Regions from separate parts of the Homo sapiens genome. Here region 2 is linked to region 1. Evidence: read pairs that join two places in POLR2A ChIA-PET (ENCODE). Cell type or tissue: HepG2. All regions are shown on one strand. Each heading gives the region's core, and the rest is flanking DNA. Links, peaks and the distances in the headings are about the cores only. Region 1 has its middle 13 kb from the start of AHCY. Region 2 overlaps ITCH (itchy E3 ubiquitin protein ligase).

Region 1 (4,390 bases), core at 69-4,068:
AGACACTGTCTCCTCACCAGGCATCTATAAACTCCCTTGCATTTCACCATGGATCTGGCAACCCATTTCTCTGGGACCCCTCTCTCCAGCAGAAAGCTATTCCCTTTCTTCCGCCTATTAAACTTCTGCTCTTAACCTCACTCTTTGTGTGTCCGTGTCCTTTATTTCCTCAGCTGTGAGACAACAAACCTCAGGTATCACCCCCCAGACAACAAGGCTGCTTCAAAACCACTTTTCTTGATAAGTTACCAAGCCTCAGGTATTCCTTTATAGCAACATAAATGAACTAAGACAATAGTGTATGGCCCCTTCTCTTGAACTTGGGTGGGGCTTTGTGACTACCTCAACTAAATATGATGGAAGTGATGCCACATGACTTCAAAGTCTAGGTCATAAATGGTGATACAACTTATGCCTGGCTCTCTCTCTTAGGATGCTTATCCTTGGAACCCTTGGAACCCAGCTACCATGCTGTGTGGAAGCCCAGGCCACATGGAGAATCCACATATCATATCCTTGCTGGAAGCCCCATCTGAGGTCCCAGGTAGCCAGCATCAACTGGCTATCAGGAGATCTTCAAGCTGACTCCAGCCCAGCCACCACCAGACTGCAGCCATATGAGAGACCTTGAGCAAGAATGGCCTAGCTGAGTCCAATCAATGCTCCCTCCCCAAGAAACAAAAGAAATGAATAATAAATGATTGTTGTGGCCAGGCCTGGTGGCTCATGCCTGTAATCCCAACACTTCGGGAGGCCAAGGCAGGTGGATCGTGAGGTCAGGAGTTCAAGACCAGCCTGGCCAAGATGGTGAAACCCCATCCCTACTAAAAATACAAAAATGAACCAGGCACCAGTAATCTCAGCTACTTGGGAGGCTGAGGCAGAGAATCACTTAAACCCGGGAGGCGGAGGTTGCAGTGACCTGACATTGCGCCACTGCACTCTAGCTTGGGTGACAGAGCGAGACTCCGTCTCAGAAAATAATAAATAAATAAATAAATAAATAAATAATTGTTTTATGCCAATAAATATGGGTGGTTTGTTATGCAGCAAAGAATCACTGAGGCCAGGGCAGAGAATTACCCACAATCAGCCTCAGACCATGATGGGGAGGTGATGCCAATCTTTGTCCCTTTCTGGACCCTCTGCTTTTACCCCCAAGGTCCAGGATCTCAGACCACAACTCCCCATGATGGGCTCCTTCATAGCAAGTGAACACCGGCACAGCAATCTCCCTATATGGGCATGAGCTCTCCAGGCCCCAGGCTCTCATCCACAGTTGACTCTGTGGTACTTTAGGCAGGTGCTCATCCCTCAGTTTTCTCTTCTGTAAAATGCACTGTCTGATGATCCCAGCCCTGCCCACTCACACAGAGGCTATGAGGAGCCATCCTTGAAGCTGAAGTTTAAGGGGTTATTGTCAATGTTTGCATTTTAAGATCCAGGTTGGCAACTAGAACCACACAATGTCCTAAAAAGACATTTCAGGACTATCATATTCAGCATTCTATATATTATAGAAGGGGAAACTGAAATATTAATTGTGAACACAGTCCTGGCACTGAATAAATGCTTATGAATATGAGGAGGTGCGAGAAGGGAGAAACAGGCAGCACTGGCCGAAGGATCCAACTCTTATTTCTTGAGAAGCCTCACTACTGCCCTCCTCCTTCTCTCTGCTCCTACGGTTCCCTGCCCATCGCCCCTTCCCCTTTTGGGTTGCCCCTCTGCCCAGGCCTGGAATGGGCACCTGGTGTGAACTCCTGAACTTGGGATGCCAGCCCTGGCTGATTTGCCTCCCTAAAGGCTCACTCCACCATCCTCTCAAGAGCTGTTGCCTTAGAACACTTCCTCCATGTGCTTACAATAAAAGGCATTTGAGAAGAAACCCATGGCTCTCCAAGATGACTCATTTCCTGGGAGGCATTGGAGCCCTGGGGTGCTGGTTGGGATGACCGCCTGAGCCACTCTTGCTGTTGCCCTTAGCACTTCAGCCTTCTCCATATTCTCCACCTCCAAGGCAGGACAAGGGAAACTGAGTCACCAGAGTCACAAGATCAGGCTTCCGCCCCACCTATCTCCCCCATCTTCTCTTCCCCTTTCCATCTGTATTAGACTCCCAGAGCTGCCATTATGAAGTACCACGCATTTGGTGGCTTACAACAACAGAAATTTATTCTCTCACAGTTCTGGAAGCCAGAAGTCCAAAATCAAGGCATTGGCAGGGTGGGTTCCTTCTGGAGGCTCTGAGGAGAGTCTGTTCCCTGCTTCTATCCTGGTTTCTGGTGACTGCTGGCAATCCCAGGTTTCCTTGGCTTGTAGATGCATCACTCAATCTGCTTCTGTCTTCACCGTGTGGTCTTCTCTGTGTCTGTCTTCTTCCCTTTCCTTGTGTTGTAAGGACACTTGATGCTGGATTTAGGGGACACCTTAATCCAGAATTGTCTCAACTCAAAATCCTTAACTTAATTACATCCACAAAGACTTTTCTTCCAAATAAGGTCACATTTGCAGATTCTAGGTGAACATATCCTTTGGGAGGAGGGCCATCATTTAACTCAGAACACCTCTTTTCCCCGTATTTCTGGAATAAGGTAGAAAACCCTCCTAGTTCCTGGAAATTGGCAATTGACAGTGTTAGTGGTTCCTGGAGTAGCCCCTTCCTGTGGATCCTACTCCTGTTTTTGGCTGGATGGGTTCAACTCCATTAGGAAGAGAGCAGGGTATGTGAGGTGGCCTCACTGACATCAGCAATAGGAAGAAGACAAAAGGAGGAGATAGGTAAATCATAAGCAACACAAGAATCCTGCAACGTGAGGACATTGAATGTAGAGGAAAATGACTCAGTTGGTGCTATGCAAATGAGAACCAAGGTTATTTAATGACAACCAATGCTCATTGGGATGATCCTGGTCCACTGAGAAAACTTCAAGTCAGGGATCAACAACCGATATGGGCCAGGGATGGGGACATATGTTGGCCTCGAGAACTTATGCATCATTCAAAGAAGGCAGCTAACATTTAGCTCACCCACCCATTGCTATGACAACATAAGTCTAGTTGCTAGATAATTTTCTCAAGAGAAGCTGGAAATATGGGGCTCCATGCAAACTCCCCCAGTTTTTATATTTATTTATTTATTTGAGACAGAGTCTCGCTCTGTCGCCCAGGCTGGAGTGTAGTAGCATGATCTCTGCTCACTAAAAACTCCACCTCCCAGATACAAGTGATTCTCCTGCCTCAGCCTCCCAAGTAGCTGGGATTACAGGCGCCCGCCACCATGCCTGGCTAATTTTCATATTTTTAGTAGAGATAGGGTTTCGCCATGTTGGCCAGGCTGGTCTTGAACTCCTGACCTCAGGTGATCCTCCTGCCTCGGCCTCCCAAAGCGCTGGGATTACAGGCGTGAGCCTCTGTGCCCAGCTATTTTGTCCCCACTTTCTTACTCTGCCATGACTTTGCAAATGTGATTCCCACACCTGCACAGTTCTCTCTCTACCTGACTCATTTTGAAGACTTTGGTGGACGCCTCTTCCTCTGAGAGGTTTCCACAGCCCCTAGGCCTAGTGAGTCACCCTCTCCCTCCACCTTGGACTCTCTGCTCTGACCTGCCCTGGCATCCATGATCTGTGTCGTGAACATTGGTGAGTCTTTTTTCCCCACTGGCTAGGAAATTCCTTGAGAGCAGGGCCCAGGTCTGAGTCATCTGTGTTGCCTGCCCTGAGTGGGCAGTTAACAATGTTTGTGGGATCAATGGAAGGGAAGAGGAAGGGAGTGGTGTCACAAACAGCTCTCAGATTACTAGCTGAATCTTGGGCTCCAGGTATCTGGCAGTTAAAGCACAGGTCAATGTTATAGGGATGATCTTAGCCGGATGTGGTGGCTCACGCCTGTAACCCCAGCACTTTGGGAGGCCAAGGTGGGAGGATCGCTTAAGCCCAGGAGTTTGAGATCAGTATTGGCAACATAGTGAGACCCTTACTCTACAAAAATTTTTTAAAAAATAAAAAGAGCTGATTTTTGTCTAACCTAACAGAGTGTGTGCAAAGGTGAGGGTCTGAATATGTGTGAGTACTTGAGAATGTGTGAATGTATGTATGAAGTGTATGAGTGTGGATATACATGTGTGTGTGTTTGAGACGGAGTCTCGCTGTGTCGCCCAGGCTGGAGTGCAGTGGTGCGATCTTGGCTCACGGCGACCTCTTCCGCTGGGTTCAAGCTATTCTCCTGCCTCAGCCTTCTAAGTAAGTAGCTGGGTCTACAGGTGTGTACCAGCATGCCCCGCTAATTTTTGTATTTTTAGTAGAGACGGGTTTCACCATGTTGGCCAGGCTGGTCTCGAACTCCTGACCTTCAGTGATCCACCTGCCTTGGCCTCCCAAAGTGCTGG
Region 2 (4,390 bases), core at 323-4,322, 55 kb before region 1:
CTCAATATGTAGATGAATTCTTAACCTGTAAGTGACGACATAGTATTAAAATTCTTCTCTTTTCTGGGACAGAAGGATAGATCTATTAGGGTAAGCAATTTCCAGACATGGAAAAAAAAAATGCGAGTTGCTGGAGGGCAGAGATTGCTTTTTCACCATAAGTCCCTGCAATGTCTAGCATACAGCAGCACTTAAAATACATTCAATTATGTTAGGCCGAATGCCTATAATTCCAGCACTTTGGGAGGCCAAGGCAGGCGGATCACCTGAAGTCAGGAGTTTGAGACCAGCCTGGCCAATATGGTGAAACCCCATCTCTAGTAAAAATATAAAAATTAGCTGGCCATGGTGGCAGGGACCTGTAATCCCAGCTACCCAGGAGGCTGAGGCAGGAGAATGGCTTGAACCCAGGAAACGGAGGTTGCAGTGAGCCAAGATTACACCACTGCACTCCAGCCTGGGCGAGAACAAGACTCTGCCTCAAAAAAAAAAAAAAAATACATTTGGCCAGGTGCAGTGGCTTATGCCTGTAATCCAGAACTTTGGGAGGTCGAGGCAGGTGGATTATTTGAGGTCAGGAGTTCAAGATCAGCCTCACCAACACAGTGAAACCCTATCTCTAGTAAAAATACAAAATTAGCTGGGCGTGGTGGCACATGCCTATAATCCCAGCTACTTGGGAGACTCAGGCAGGAGAATCGCTTGAACCCAGTGGGTGGAGGCTGCAGTAAGCTGAGATTGCACCATTGCACTCCAGCCTCGGCAACAAGAGAAAAACTCCGTCTCAAAAAAAAAAAAAAAAGGAATACATTCAATCATGTTAAAGGAACCAAAAAATCTGAACTTAATTTCTTAAATTGCAATGCAATGAAACTCTTGTAACATTTACCAACTTCCTTTTTATAATAATCAATCACTGGCAAGGAAGTCTGTTTTCCTGACAAAATCCTTAAACCAGGAGTTTTATATTTGAGTACCCCTTGGAACCTAGCACAATAGCAGCTCAACAGATCCTTGTCAAATATTACAAACTTAAACTTTCTATACTTACGTTTCCTACAGGTCTCTCAGTGCCAATGTTTAAAGTAGAACTTAAAAGGCCGGGTACGGTGGCTCATGCCTGTAATCCCAGCACATTGAGAGGCTGAGGCAGGCAGATCACGAGGTCAGGAGATCGAGACCATCCTGGCTAGCACGGTGAAACCCCATCTCTACTAAAAATACAAAAAATTAGCCAGGCATGGTGGCGGGTGCCTGTAATCCCAGCTACTCAGGAGGCTGAGGCAGGAGAATTGCTTGAACCCGAGAGGCGGAGGTTGCAGTGAGCTGAGATTGCGCCACTGCACTCCAGCCTGGGTGACAGAGTTAGATTCCCTCTCAAAAAAAAAAAAAAGTAGAACTTAAAATAACATGGTTTCTCATTTATAAAGCATCAGACATTATGAAGCCTTTTTTTTTTTTTTTTGAGACAAAGTATCCCTCTGTCACTCTGTCGCCCAGGCTGGAGTGCAGTGGCGTGAACTCGGCTCACTGCAAGCTCCGCCTCCCAGGTTCACACCATTCTCCTGCCTCAGCCTCCCGAGTAGCTGGGACTACAGGCGCCCGCCACCACGCCCAGCTAATTTTTGTATTTTTAGTAGAGACGGGGTTTCACCATGTTAGTCAGGATGGTCTCGATCTTCTGACCTCGTGATCCGCCCGCCTCAGCCTCCCAAAGTGCTAGGATTACAGGGATGAGCCACCGCGGCCGGCCGAAGCCTTATTATAAGATATTTCTGATATCAGTCATATATTGTGATGTCAACAAAGCCATGAAAAATCAGTGAGTTAGCACATAAAGCACAGAATATAATAGAGTGAGCTGGAAAGAACCTGAGAAATCATATTCAAAACATTCAATAGATAAGTGAGGAAACCAGGCCCAGGGAGATTTAAGTGAGCTGCCCAAGATCACAGAATTTAAGTGACCAGTAATACCAATGGTAGAACGCAGGTTTCCTGAATGTTGGCTCAAATACCTTTCCACAAAGAACTGCTTTGTGAGCTTGAGATGAAATGGATATGCTGAGAAATATTTTAAAGATATTTTAAATACTTTAATAATACTTTTAAATATTTTTTAAATTGCTTTATAGTAGCTATCACAAATCATTCCACCATCTCCTTCCTTTCTCTTGATTATAAAAAAGAACAGGACCGGGCTCAGTGGCTCACGCCTATAATCCCAGCACTTTGGGAGGCAGAGGCGGGCAGATCACCTGAGGTCAGGAGTTCAAGAGCAGCCTGGCCAATGTGGTGAAACCCCGTCTCTACTGAAAATACAAAATTAGCCAGGTGTGGTGGGTGCACGCCTGGCCTCCCGAGTCCCAGCTACTCAGGAGGCTGAGACAAGAGAATCACTTGAACCCAGGGGGCAGAAGCTGCAGTGAGCCAAGATCGTGCCATTGCACTCTAGCCTGGGGAAGGCTCCATCTCAAAAAAAAAAAAAAAAAAAAAAAGAAGAAGTGATTTTATTTCCTTTGGATATATACCCAAAAGTGGCAATGCTGGATCATATTTTAGTTCTATTTTACCAGTATCTTCCTATTCAGTTTTTTTTTTTTTTTTTTTGAGACGGAGTCTGGCTCTGTTGCCCAGGCTGGAGTGCAGTGGTGTGATCTCGGCTCACTGCAAGCTCTGCCTCCCAGGTTCACACCATTCTCCTGCCTCAGCCTCCTGAGTAGCTGGGACTACAGGCGCCCGCCACCACACCCGGCTAATTTTTTGTACTTTTAGTAGAGACGGGGTTTCACCTTGTTAGCCAGGATGGTCTCGATCTCCTGACCTCGTGATCCACCCGCCTCGGCCTCCCAAAGTGCTGGAATTACAGGCGTGAGCCACCGCGCCCAGCCTCAGCTTTCTTATCTAACAATTCACCTGCTCAACTTCATTCACTCCCTATTCTCTTACTGCTTAACTTTATGTTCTACTTTTTTTTTCTTACCCAGTAGTCTTCCTTCTCTCCTGACCTTTTAAAGTGATCTGTCTTGTCCTCATGTTTTCCTTCACAATACTACTCTCAACTTCTCTCACCTTGTGGATCTAGATAACATTTCTTTTCTTTTTTTTTTTTTTGAGACAGACTCTCACTCTGTTGCCCAGGCTGGAGTATAGTGGCACGATCTTGGCTTACTGCAGTGTCCACCTCCTGGGTTCAAATGATTCTCCTGCCTCAGCCACCCAAGTAACTGGGAATACAGGCACATGACATCACACCCTGCTAATTTTTGTATTCTTAGTAGAGATGGAGTTTCACCATGTTGACCAGACTGGTTTCAAACTCCTGACCTCAAGTGATCCGCCCACCTTGGCCTCCCAAACAAAGTGCTGGGATTACAGGTATGAGCCACCGTGCCTGGCCAAGATAACATTTTAAGTCATGAATTCATTTCCTTTTCTAAAGATTTAATAGGTATTATTTTATTTGATCCACACAACAATGCCAGGGATGGAGACAGGAATCAATACTTACCTATTTTACAGATGTATAAACTGAGGTCTGGCAAGATTAAATAACTCGCCGAAAGTCACACAGCTTGTCAGTGGCAAAATCAAATCGGAACCCAGATCTTTTCTTTCCAAGTCCTCTATTCTTTCTGCACTGAACCATGTTGTCTTTTTTTTTTTTTTTTTCCGAGACAGGGTCTCACTCTGTCACCCAGGCTGGAGTGCAGTGGCGTGATCATGGCTTACTGCAGCCTCAACCTCCTGGCTCAAGTGATCCTCCCATGTCACCCTCCCAATCAGCTAGGATTACAGGTACACGCCACCACACCAGCTGATTTTTTTTTATTTTGTGTGGAGTCAGGGTCTCGCCATGTTGTCCAGGCTGGTCCCAAACTCTTGGGTTCAAGTGATCCTCCCACCTTCGCCCCACAAAGTGCTGGAATTACAGGCATGAGCCACTGCACCTGGCCATGTTGTCTTCTTTTTCATTACCCACCTCTTAATCCTACACATGCACATGTCTAGATAGTATACAGAGATAAACGTGTATAAAACAACACAAATAGAAAAAGTATGCATATGTATAAGGGATCTACAAAAACAGAAAAGTCAGAAAACCCAAATTAAGAGCACAGTGTGGCTCACAGGCTAATCCCTGCAGAGGCAGCTTTGGGTTTCAGAACCAAGTGAAGCTGCCTATATGTTCAACCAACTGATGCAGCTAGCATCAACACTGCTCTCTCCTCACAGCAGGTATAAGACCAGAGCTTGGCCTCTGCATCACTCTTGCCCCCAATTTCTCTCACAGGATGACACCATACCTGAAGTTCTCACAGTTTGAGTCACTTCCTTGGGTTAAGGCGTTGTCTCCACAAGGCCACCGTGAAATGCATGGTACCTGAGA

The links. ChIA-PET counts read pairs that join two places held together with the same protein. Peaks named below come from ENCODE experiments on the same cell type or tissue, not always from the same donor. Only the 100,000 strongest peaks of a DNase experiment are listed, where the experiment ranks them.
Region 2: POLR2A ChIA-PET joins it to region 1 with 6 read pairs; 27 of 35 experiments call an interaction of 5 or more read pairs at or near these places.

The regions. Positions count from the first base shown.
Region 1 is chr20:34,313,922-34,318,311 of GRCh38, reverse strand. No RefSeq gene overlaps it. Among named protein-coding and RNA genes, the nearest start is that of AHCY, 13 kb to the right of the region's middle. In HepG2, for the core only: no CTCF peak of the experiment used is centred there; DNase peaks (open chromatin) are centred at 1,915 and 3,631.
Region 2 is chr20:34,369,388-34,373,777 of GRCh38, reverse strand. It overlaps ITCH (itchy E3 ubiquitin protein ligase), which reads right to left. Exons shown (of 25, transcript NM_031483.7): 2 at 4,308-4,384. Among named protein-coding and RNA genes, the nearest start is that of ITCH, 8.3 kb to the right of the region's middle. In HepG2, for the core only: no CTCF peak of the experiment used is centred there; no DNase peak of the experiment used is centred there.